Linked DNA regions of Homo sapiens: region 1 is linked to region 2. A link is a contact called in ENCODE Hi-C or POLR2A ChIA-PET data. All regions are on one chromosome and are shown on one strand. Each heading gives the region's core, a stretch centred on a gene start or an enhancer-like site at or near the end of the contact. The rest is flanking DNA. Distances are from core to core; before and after follow the strand shown.

The links. Hi-C counts contacts between places; a loop is a spot of excess contacts on that map. ChIA-PET counts read pairs that join two places held with the same protein, here RNA polymerase II (POLR2A). Pooled maps may share reads with other maps.
Region 1: a loop to region 2 is called in a pooled map, with 4 times the contacts of the local background. The contact joins the promoter of MCM2 here to the enhancer-like site in region 2. A Hi-C loop is called at or near these places in 3 of 50 pooled maps. POLR2A ChIA-PET finds 5 or more read pairs at or near these places in 2 of 52 experiments (Caco-2 and PC-9).

Annotation. Positions count from the first base shown.
Region 1 is chr3:127,593,611-127,599,660 of GRCh38, reverse strand. MCM2 (minichromosome maintenance complex component 2) reads right to left here and starts at 1,250. Exons shown (of 16, transcript NM_004526.4): 1 at 1,189-1,250; 2 at 114-343. The coding sequence starts at 1,194. It also overlaps a transcript of TPRA1 not described here. RefSeq lists a silencer at 952-1,111 and enhancers at 1,142-1,261, 615-1,572.
Region 2 is chr3:125,139,298-125,145,364 of GRCh38, reverse strand. The region is part of intron 5 of SLC12A8 (solute carrier family 12 member 8); the gene reads left to right. Among named protein-coding and RNA genes, the nearest start is that of MIR5092, 9.2 kb to the left of the region's middle. RefSeq lists enhancers at 1,251-2,204, 2,775-3,004, 3,015-3,104, 2,718-3,541 and a silencer at 3,555-3,784. Within about 2 kb of position 3,389, at least 26 of the 41 ENCODE cell types and tissues checked have a DNase peak (open chromatin) inside an H3K27ac peak, as active enhancers do.

The DNA of each region.
Region 1 (6,050 bases), core at 1-2,500, 2.5 Mb before region 2:
AGGCAAGAATGCCATCGATTCATCTGCTCCCAGCTCCCAAAGCCAGGCCACCAGGCACACAATGGGCTCTCTGCAAAACTATCTGCTGAGTCCAGGGCCTTGAATGAAATTACCTTTCCATGCCATCTCCAATGAGCTCCTCTCCATCCTCTTCTTCCTCCAGGGGCCCCTCTGTGCCTAGGAGCCCCTCGGACTCATCCTCAAATGGTGGAAGGTCACGGCCAGGGCTGGAGGTGAGGGCATCAGTACGCCGGGAGCTTCGGCCAGGGCTGGAGGTGAGAGGATCATTGCCTCGCCGACGCTGGGCCGGGCTGGATGCCATGGTGAAGGATTCCGATGATTCCTGCAAGAGAAGGTGCGGTTGTCAGAAACCTAGGAAGCTGGTGAGGCATGATACAGCTTCCTTTTTACCATCAGGGGCCTTCCCTTCTTTCTCTCCACCTGTGACTCTTGTCCTCCAACACACCAAACCCCTTCCAGCCTCCAGATCTTTGCCCTTGCTGTTCTCTCACCTGGAATGCTCTCAGCTGAGCAATCTGAGTCAGTGGCTTCCAAACAAATAGAAGCCAGCTCAAATATCGGGGTCACCCACATCACCGTGCTTTCTCCATGAAAAACCACTGAGGTTATGTCATTTGCCTATTTACCTGTTTACTGTCTATTATCTCCCCTTAAGCATTAGACCTATTTCAGCACACACAGTGCGCAAGGTATTGTGATAGAGATGGCATAGAAGAGCCACCAAAACAAGAGGTCTGGAACTCAGATGTGGAACAGACAGTATACAAGACAAAGGGACAAGAAGGTAATACAAAAGTAAGTGTAGTGTTTGGAACAAGGATCATTGGGAAATTAAAAAAAAAAAAAGTTTAAAGGAGTGTAGTGAAATGGGGGCCTGTCTTTTGTACGCTCAGCGCCACACAGATGGCGCCCAATAAGTATGTGTGGGGTGAATAAAGGACAGAGGCTGAACGGGCCGAGCTCGCCTTAGGGAGCCCAGGGCCCCAGGTCAGTGGTAGGTAGGCGAGTCGCCTCACGCAGGGTGCAGGCGAGAAAGTAGCTGCGCCCCAGAGCCTGGGGCCCAGCCTCACCCAGAGCGCCGCCCTGGGCCGGGGCCAGAGTACGGGAAGCGCGCAGCCTCCGCACCCATGTCCCCGGCGCCCGCCCGCCACGCGCCAGCGCGCTCACCGCCATAGCAGTACCACGATCCTCTCCGCCACTACAGCAACAACCAGGTTTCGCGCGAAAAGTGGTTCACGTGACCCACCAAAGCCCGGGAAGAGCCCTACGGAACGCGACGTCATGACGTCGGCGTCCACTGGCGACCAGAAGGGACACGGAGGGGCGGGCCAGAGGGTCCGGTCCCGCCTACAACGCCCGAGGCGCTCCGCCCAGAGCCCGGAGGTGTGCGGCCCGGCGCTGTGCGCGTGCGCTCGCCTGCGCTGTGGTGGGAGCTGGAGCGGAGGTAGAAGCTGAGGCTCCAGGGGACCCGACGACACTTGCTGGCTGCGTGACCTCGGTCACACCAGGGCCATTTTGCTGACAAGACAACAGAGGCCGGGCGCGGTGGCTCACGCCTGTAATCCCAGCACTTTGGGAAGCCGAGGTGGGCGGATCACAAGCTCAGGAGTTCGAGACCAGCCTGACTAACATGGTGAAACCCAGTCTTTACTAAAAATACAAAAATTAGTTGGGCATGGTGGCACGGGCCTGTAATCCCAGCTACTCGGGAGGCTGAGGCAGAAGAATCGCTTGAACCTGGGAGGTGGAGGTTGCGGTGAGCCGAGATCCCGCCACTGCACTCCAGCCTGGGTGACAGAGTGAGACTCCGTCTCAAAAAAAAAAAAAGACAGCAGAGGTTCAGAGCCTGGTTTTCTGACGCTTCTTACCGTCTTAGGAGCACAATGGTTTAACTTCTCCCAAAGCTCAAAGGCTCAATACTTCAAGCAGCTGGACAACTCTGGGATTTTGTAGGAGGTCACATCTGAGGCTTTAGTAGGAGTTATCTTTGCCCAGGGGAGCGAAGACGCAGGGAGGATGTTACAGATAGAAGGATGCCATGTGCAAAGCTGCAGAGGTCATGGCAGGGCCCGGATGTGCAAGCCCCTCCCTAAGAACTAACCCTAGGAGCTTATGATGCCGGGCAACAGACAAGACTTGAGGGAGAGAAAATCCGGATCAAAAAAGAGCTAGATGTTTTTCTAGAGAGTTTGACTATTCTGTATTCTGAAAGCAATGGAAGGCCATGGAAGCATTTTGAGCAGGGTGAGACGTGAACTAGTGTGGGTTTTAGAATCCCTCTGGCTGCTACCAGGTGGAAGTGGATTGAACGAGGTTGAAGGCAGCAAACGAGGAGGTTGCTGTGGTTCTTGTCTAGTTCCAGGCAGCCTTAGTGAGCAGAGGCAGGGCTGAATCGCAACCCTCTTAGCCAGGCACTTTGTGCAGTGAACAAGCATCTCTGCCTGGGACCCAGGGTAGGGAGGCAGGAGTGATGGAGAGAACTGGAAATACAAGATGTTTAGGAGGTGGAATCTTTTTTTTTTTTTTGAGACAGAGTCACTCTGTCACCCAGGCTGGAGTGCAGTGGTGCAACCTCAGCTCACTGCAACCTCCACCTCCCAAGTTCAAGCGATTCTCGTGCCTTAGCCTCCCGAGTAGCTGGGATTAGAGATGCACGCCATTGTGCCCGGTTAATTTTTGTATTTTTAGTAGAGATGGGATTTCACCATTGTTAGCTAGGCTGGTCTCCAACTCCTGACAAGTGGATCCGCCTGCCTTGGCCTCCCATAGTGCTAGGATTACAGGCGTGAGCCACCACGCCCGGCCAGGAAGTGGGGTCTATAGGTGTTGGTGATTGAGGACAGCAAAAGAGGCATGCAGGATGACACCAGGATCCTGGCTTAGCTAGGTGGATGATAGCTGAGATAGGAGCGCACAGGAAGACCAGCAATTTAAGGGGGAAGAAGATGAGTTTGTTTCTGGCTGTGCTGAATTTGGGCCGAGGGGACATATCCAGGAAGCTGTTGGATATCCATGTATGGGACTCAAGGGCGTGTTTGGACTGAAGCTGTAGATTGCCTTGGGAGTGGTTGTATAATCCAGAGTGAGTGCAGGGAGATGAGAAGGTCTAAGCCTGGGACCTGGGAAACCCCAACAGTTAAGAGACACCAACAAAGGATGTGAAGGATGCACCTCGGATGCTAGGAGCTGCTGACAGGAAAGCTGAAGAGACTCTGCATGGGCTTGTGTTATCTATTGCTGCATAAAAAATTATCCTGGGATGGCCAGGCATGGTGGCTCACACCTGTAATCCCAGCACTTTGGGAGGCTGAGGCAGGTGGATCACCTGAGGTCAGGAGTTCAAGACCAGCCTGACCAACATGGAGAAACCCTGTCTCTATTAAAAATCCAAAATTAGCCAGGCGTAGTGGCGCATGCCTGTAATCCCAACTACTCAGGAGGCTGAGGCAGGAGAATCACTTGAACACTGGAGGTGGAGGTTGCGGTGAGCCGAAATTGTGCCATTGCACTCCAGCCTGGGCAAAAAGAGCGAAACTCTATCTCAAAAAAAAAAAAATTATCCTGGGATTTAGCACCTTGAAGCAATTAGCACCCACTGTCTCGGTGTCTGTGGATCAGGGATCTGGACACGATGCCACTGGGTGCCTCTTCTTCAAGGTCTTTCAAGGCTGCAGGCAAGGTATTGGCCAGGGCTGCTGTCTCCTCTGAAGGCTCATCTTCAGGAGGATCCCCTTCCAAGCTTCTTCACATGATAGGATTCAGGTCCTCATAGGCTGTTGGACTGAAGACTTAGTTTCCCACTGGCTCTTGGGTGGGGGCCTCTCTACAGAGCAGCTTACAACCTGGCAGCTGGTTTCTTTCAGAGCAAGCGAACAAGAGAGAGAGGCCATACAAGACAGATGCCATGTCTTGGAAGTGATATTCCTTTACTTTTGCCATATTCTCTTAGCGAGAAGTGAGTCCTGAGGTCCGGCCCACACTGAAGGAGAGGAGATCCTAGCAGGGCTGGGGATTATCAGGAGCCCTCCCAAAGGCCACTGAAGAGAGCAGTCAAGATGGTGGATGGGGTCAGCTGGCTGCCCAGAGGTCATCTGATAAGGACTAGGAGCTGTTAGTGGCCCTGGCGATAGCAGATCTGGGCTGGCCGGTGTGTCTGGAGTCAGACACTACATTGAAGTGTGTTGACAGGTAGGATGCAGGGAAGTGAGAAGGGTGAATGTGAGTTACTAGTTGGAGGCTGGAGTGCTTTTATGTCACCCAAAGATGTATGGGTCAGAGAGGCATTCCCAGGTGTGGAATGGACTGTGAGAGCTGGGACAGGCACTGGAGTGGGATATGGCTTTTTCTCAGATGAGAGGTTCTTGGACATGTTTAAACACTGGTTGGGGGCAGGGTAGGAGAGACAGAAAGGTGGGTGGGGTGAGTAGGCAGCCTCTATTATGGCCCTGATGGCCCTTGCCTTCTGGTATTCACACCCTTGTGTGATCTCCTCCCAACAGCATAGGACAGATGTGGTTGGATGTTACTTTGGAGATTCAGTTACAAAAAGACTGCAGCTTTGCTCACTCTGAGAGAAGGCAGCATCCATGTCTTGAGGACACTCAGGCAGCCTGGGACAGGCTTGGGGAGTGAGGAGCTGGGACCCCAGCCAACAGTCATGCTGGACTTGCTCCAGGACACATCACCTTGGGGTTTGCTCTTCCCAGGTCAGTAGGCATCCAGCGCTGGGGCAGCTGCTTCAGGACATCGCCGAGGACAAGTCTCCTCCCCATTCTGGTTCCACCATCTGTAGCCTGTGGCTTTCATCCTCAAGGGCTCCATGCGACCGCTGCACATCCAGGTACTACATCTGACCCATGTATTGAGCCAGCTCAGCTGTGATCAAGCGCAGCCTTTTTCCTCCGTAAGAACTGCCCATTGGCGTAGTTGTGAACTGAGGCAGAGGAGCTGCTGTGGCAGTGGTAGGTGATGTGGATGTACAACGGATTGCTTACAGTCTCAGTGGATTGCTGCTAGGCCCACCCACCTGAATTTACATATTAGAGGGCCTGACAGAACCCAGTTCATGAGGGGCAGCTCTGGCCTCATGGTCACTTGATGTCCCCTAGTCATCTCTACCAGGGTCCAGTAGCCTGGCAGAGCTGCTTTGTGAATGGTGTCTAGTTCTCTACTATAGATGACCTGGTCTTGCTCCAGAACCCTAGGGGGTCTACTTTGTGGTTTTTCCCACCAGAGCTTGCTGTAAGCTTCACACAGCATATCTTCCCACCATGTATGCCTCTAGTATCATGGGGTCTGTGGGTCCCATAGCCTGAGGGACAGCCTTTGATGTCATGTGACCCAGAGATATGTGGGTCAGAGCAGCACTCCCAGGTGTGGAATCTGCTACCTCCAGAACCCAAAGAGGCCTCTAAGCATTGTGCTTGCTCTTCTGTGATGGAGTGTGCAGGGGGATGTTCTGGTGTGCCCCACACCACCAGACCCCTACAAACCTCACTGATGTGGCAAGCCCCTAATTCTTCATAGGGTTTAATCTTCTGCCCGCTGGAGCACATATGTCTCATCAAGTTTTCCATGTACTTGTCACCTCCTGCTCATCCATCCTGATTAGCACATTGTCATTGACACCATGAACCAGTGCAGTGTTCTGCAAGACGTTCAGATGGCCCAGTCTCCTTCAGACTGTGATGACAAAGGATGGGAAAGGTATCATTGGCCTGGGGCAAGACCATATGTGTGTATTGTTGGCCGTTCCTATGAGTGCAAATGGTCCCTGATAGGGATGAAAAAGTGTGGTGATCAGATGGCCCCTGAGAAGCGGGGGCCGTGCTGATCTGTCTGTGCTAGCAATGCACCTGCACAGCACCTGTGGTCAGGGCTACCACTTGGCTGAATCTGCAATAGTCCATTGCCACTCTGTTTATTTTTATAAGGTCAGACTGATGAATTAAATAGGTACATGGTGGGGGATACCCTCCACACGTCTTTGGTCTTCAAGGGTGGCACCAGTCTCCGCCATTTTCTCTGGT
Region 2 (6,067 bases), core at 2,140-4,639:
TTATATTTTTTGCATGTCCCCTGGGGCTAGGTGCCAGAGACACCCCAGAAAATAAGAGAGCGTGGTGCCTGCCCCCACCTGGCTCATAGTCTAGTGGAAAAAACAGGCAAGTAGCCAGCCAGTAACAGCAGAGAGATGGGGACCCATAGGACATATTGGACAAGGGCTTGGCCACACTGTGTTCTGGTCTCCCCTGAGCAGCTGCTAACTTTGTGACGTGGGCATCTCCTTTCTCAGGCCTCAGCTTTCCCATCTGTAAAATGGATTTGAGGCTAAAGACTGCTGTGATGCTAACTTTCTACAGTTCTATGATACTGAATCTTTAGCCATGGCATTCTGAGGGAGGCCCTGCTTTGTTTCTTGGGTAGGACTTGGGGTGGGGGAGAGCTGCCCATGGCCTCAGAACTTGGTGGGGAAGGGGTCTGAGCATGTGAATATTTTCAGCCTGGTGCTTGGCAGGAGGGGGGCTCTGCTTACATATCGGTGTGTTGATACTGACTGCCCCTTCCCTGCAGGGGTCACTTGACCTCCCACCCCGTCTCAGCTGCCTGCCTGGCGAGGATATCCAAGCAACAGTGGGGCAGGGAAGACTTCTTGACCAGCTTGGAGCTGTGCAGGGGCAGCTGATTTGAGGGGGCCATGAGTTGAGTTAGGATTATTTTGGGGGTGTCAGGGGTCAGGAGTTGAAGCATGGGAAGTGGGATGCCAGAGGCAGAGACAGCCAGAAGGAATAAGTGGTGGCTGGGAGGAACCCACAGCCAGGGTGGAGACTTCCCGTTAAAACAGCCCGTTATCCTGGCAGGAGGGAGAGTGCATTCCTTTCCCCCAGGAGATAAGGAGGCCAGATTTTCCTTTCTCAGGGCTCCTTTCTAGGGTAGGCTAGTGGGGGCTCTGTGGGCTGGGCTGGGGCCAGGTCCCTCTGGACCCCTCTGCAGGGTCCCAGCTGGAGCAGCTGGAGCTCCTGGCACTCATCCAAGACTCCCTGCAGCCTTGGACAAGCACTGCTGCAGCAGTGGCAGCACAACGTTTGAATCCCAGTTGCCTCTCTGTGCCTCAGTTTCCTTCCCTGAAAAAAATCCATCTACCTCATAGGGTAGTTGTGAGGCTTCAATGAGTTAATACGGTAAAGCACTTGGAATGAGTGGTATGCAGCGGAAGTAGACAGCACTGTTCTCACCCCAAGATGCCTCTTGTTTCCTGGGGCCCAGGTGAGAACCTAGTGTCTCCTCAAGTCAGATTCTTTTCACATTCTTGGGCATTTGACAGCTCTTTCCGCTGTAGGCCTCTCTAGGCAAAAATCTCATCTCAGCTTACTGACCCCAAGGCCATTATGAGAAAAGGTTCATTAAGCATTTAAAATAGAGCCCGTGTTAGCAGATGGAACAATTTCTTGGTTATTAGAAACCATTCTTCATGAAGAAAAGGCTTATCTTTCCTTTCACAAATGAGGAATCCTTAGCTCAGAAAGAGCCCCGGGACTGCCCTCCTAGACCGCAGGGCATGGCAGGAGCTGCTCTTGTTATGGGACACTTTCAGCCCCTTCCCTCCCAGGCCAGGGAGGCTGCCCTGACATCCCCCAGTCTGGCCTTTCATCCCCTGGGTTGCCCAGCCCTGGGGGTCCTTCCCACTGTTTCACAACAGCCAGTCCTCCCACAGGGTGGAGGCTCTCCCCATGGCCAGGCAGGGCTCTAGGCTGCTCCTTTCTAGGCAGGCTGGGCGGGACTCCCCTGGCCCTCTGGGCAGGTCAAGCCCCACTTCAGATTTCCCTTCTGGCCACTGTTGGAATGCCCAGCCCTCCCTCTGTGTATTTTCTCTCTGGGTGGGGTCTTAGGCTGGAAACCCTGTGCACATCCTCTCTCCACCCTCTCTTTGCAGGACCAAAGTCAATAGGGCTGAAGCCAGAGAGGAGACTGTGGTCCGAGGAAGACTCCAGGCTCACGCCCAGGACTCTTTGGGGGCCTCTTCGAAACCTATCATTATTTCCTCTTCCAAATCTCCAGGCAGTGATCAATACAAAGCAATACAGCCCGATTCAGTTTAATTTCAAAACAGTCCAACGCAATACAGCCGATTCAGTTCTATTTCAAAACACTTTTATTGAACACCAATAGTTGTACCAGGATTGTTATGACCCAGTTCAATGGGAGAGCCCAACAGATTGGGACTTGATACTATCTGGACTCCAAACTGTACTCTCAATTAGGGTTACTGTTCCCCTTTTGACTCTGCGTGTCTTTTGAACAGTTGGCTTCAGCTCTGCACTTCAGTTTCCTCAGTTGTTAAAACAGGCCAATGAATTAGACCATGAAGGTTTCCTCATCTCTCTGCCCTTCCATGTAATCTCTCATTATCGGCCAGTAAGGTTTTATTAACATATGGAACTGTGGTAGTGAGCTTGTTTCACGGTTCTGGAGCACATCCTGTATCAACAATCACAGAGTCAGGGAAGGGAGGAGGGCATGTTATGGAAGCTGGTTTGGGATTTTACCTCTGCCATTGGAAACCAACTGTGTATTTGGACAGTGTGTCCTGAGAGGCCTGAGAGTGGGCTTCTGGCTGGGAAGACTTCAGAATTAGAAGGGTTCTGAAAAATCATCTCGTACTGTGCTACTGAGAGTTCGATCTGCAGGCAGGAGCGTGGCATCTCCGGGGAGCTCATTAGGAAGGCTGGGTCTCTGGCCCATGCCGGTCTCGCTGACTCAAAATTTGCGTTTCAAAGCTCCGAGGGAAAAGGGCTTGTTTACAGTCCCACAGTGAGTCCTCGCATAACCAGGGCCCGAACCCTGGTTCCTGATTCCTGATTTTGCCACTGTTCTTGCCTTCCTCCACCCAGAGATCTTCAGGGTCCTTGTGCCTGGAAGGGGGCCCTGTGCTTCACGCCGAGGGAGGATAAGCATGGCAGGGACTTCTCCCAAATCTATCCTCCTTGAGTTCAGTTTTGACTGGGCTCCTCCCTGATAACCTGTAACTGCTTCACCCTTTGCAGCTCCCAGAAGAAAAACCCCATCCCCAGCCCAGGGAGGCCAGGCCTGCTGTGTTTAATTGCCCATCTCTGTGCCTCTTAGCCCATCTGGGGCTGGGCAGTATCTGAGTGAGTGTCCGGGCGAGGATGGGGCTGCTTGGGAAGGAACTCTTGTGGGTGACAAGTGGCAGGATGGGGCCCGTGGACACTCCCCTTCCTCCCCTTTCCGCGGACCCCCTGGGTCAGGCAGTTTCGGATTGGCTGCAGATCCCCGTCTCCGTGAGGCCGCGTCTGGCGAGGTACAGGTGCTGAGAGGCGCTGGGCTGTCCAGAGGCGGCGCGCGAGGCCGGGTGCGAGGTCTTGCGTGCGCGCCGCGCCCACTTCCTTTGCTGAGGAGCCTCGCGCAGTCTCCGGGGCCTACCACTTCCCCCGACGCCCTTCGGGCGTCGTCGTGCGGGTCCCTTCCCAGAAGCGGCCTCTCCTTTCCCTTTCCTCGCAGAGCCGCTCTTCCTGCGCCCTCCGAGCCCCACCCTCCTAGCTCCGTCCGGAGCCCTTCCTCCGCGCTGGCTATTCTCGGTTGCGCCAGCCTCTCCCATTGTCCATTCGCAGGAAAGGGCTGTCTGGCTGGTCGTCGGTCGCTGGTCCAGGGGTGGGGGACCCAGAAGAGAGCGCCGCCGGAAGCCCCCGCCGCGGCAGCAGCCCGCAGCCCGCAGCCCGCAGCCCGCAGCCTGCAGCCCCAGCATCATTTTTAGAAATCTCGCTTTCTAAGTTAGTCAACAGTGCAACCCGACGCCCACAGGGAGGGGTATGACTTCCCGACTCCCTCTTCTAATTTCAGCAGCCCCCAGCGGCGTAGGGGGAGGGGATGTCGGGGGCACCGCAGGTGCCACCCAGAGCCCCTAGCAGCCGCCTACCCAGGGCAAGGGTCCCATGCCCGGCTGCTGGGCACCCCAAGCAGCCCTGCTGGAGCAGTTCTCAGTCCCACTAGTGACCCCCGCTGCCTGCCTTTGGCTAAGGGGAGGAGGGTAGGCTCCCACGAGCACCCCTTGGGAGCAGATGGTGGGCCCTGAAGAGCCACAGCCCACTGGCCGCATCACAAGAAGCCTGAATTACCCGAATTCCGGGTGGAAAGATCAAGCCTTTCTGCAGACAGAGCTTCAAGGACTTTCCCTCTGCCTGTTCCTGCCTGGGTCTTGTTGTCATTTGTTCTCTGTCTTACCCGCACCCCACCCCACCCCCCTTTTTGTTTTTGTTCTTCCTAAAAGCATACAGCTCAAACTGGACCAAAGTATTTTTATTCCGTGGATAGAGAAACAGATGTTCAGGTCAAACCCAGATCCATTCACACGCAGCAGCTGCAGGCCCCATGCATCCCAGGCCTTCGAGAGTTGAAAGATGTCAGATGACAGGACCCCAGACCACAAGACTCAGTTTCACCAGCAGAGGAATTGAAAGCCCAACAGAGAGGCAAAGAGACTCTTCTGAGGTCAAAAAACAAGTGTTGGAAATCCCTGGGGAGGCTAGACGTGGTGGCTCACGCCTGTAATCCCAGTGCTTTGGGAGGCCAAGGTGGGAGGGTTGCTCGAGGCTGGGAGTTTGAGGTTGCAGTGAGCTACGATAGTGCCACTGCACTCCAGCCTCGGTGATAGAGCGAGACCCTGCCTCTTTAAGAAAAAAAAGGAAAGAAAGAAAAGAAAAAAAAAAAGGAAATTCCTGGGGAATGACTTTGGGATGGATTACAGAGGGTCAGTGTGGTAGATGGAGGCCTGAATTCACTCAGATGTGGGGTCCAGGACAGGCTGTGTCCTCCCAGCTGTGTAAGCTCCAGCCAGTTGCATACCGGTAGGCACATGGTGTTCCACAGGATAGGACTCCTGTCTGCCCTACACAAATGGGGCCGGGGGAGATGCCATGATCTCTGTGGGCATGTTTCCTGGGGCTGAAAGGCAACCTGTGCTGTAAGGGGGTGCAGTGCCAGGGCCTGGGAACCCACCTCCTGGAGAGAGGCCTGGCTTCTGCCACCGGGAGAGGCAGTGGGTGAAATACAGGCAGATCTGGCTATGTAACCCTCGGACAAGCTTTTTCACGTTCCGGAGCCTCAGTGTCCTCAGTTAGTCATCGTACAAGTATGACATTGTAAGGTCTTGTTGTTCAGTGGCTGGCACGTAGGAAGGGTTCAGTCACTGGTCGCTCAGCATTATTTTCAGAAGTGAGGTTGCCCTGTGGTGTCCTTGGAGTGACCTGCACAATCTCTGTGCACACAGTCTTGGCCATTGCTTGGCAAGGACTGTGGCATGAAGACATTATTGGCTATGTCACTCTCAGGGCTGCTGTCCACTCTGAGGCAGGGCATGGTGGCAGTCAGGCCTTGGGAAGTTGTAGGTGCCTCCTGGCGGGACAATCTCACGTGCAGATGTAGCTGCTAGAGTAGAGGTCTCGAACCTTAAGGTCCATGCTCTCCAGAGAGGCTTCAGAAATCTGCCCTTCCCCAAAATGGTATGCAAAATGTGGTGTCTATGGGGACAGGGACCATGGTATTCATCAGACTCTCAAATGGGGGCAACTAAAAGAATTAGGAACCTTTGTTCTGGGCATCAGCAAGTCAGGCATTAAGAGCCACTGTCGGAGGGCATGGCAGGCGGCATGGACCTCAGCCCTACCCTGGGTGTGACCCACTGACCTCACACCATGCTTAGCTAGCCAGTACCGGCCAGTCAGAGACATGAGTGCCTCCCCTGGGCACCCACTCTGCATAAGCCCAACAGAGAGTCAACCATGCCTGAGGTCTGGGTGGGCCACCAGGTTCAGGGTGTGGGAAAGAGACCCAGGCCCCAGCAGGCAGGATGGGGACCAGTGAGCAAGACTCTTTGGGGACTGGCTCAGGACAGGGGACCGTGAGGTGGGGTGGTGATAGGTGAGGGGTGCAAGTCATGAGGGCCTGGGAAAATAGGGGCAGAGGAAATGAGGCAGGGTCCACTGTGCCAGCTTTGGGGGCTCCTTGTTGTCCACTGGAAAGTGGCCCATGTGAGGGATGGGCCACCAGATCCAATGCCCTGCCTCAGTGCGCTTGGTCAAAGAGTTAGAAAATTCTCTCTGAATAAGGCC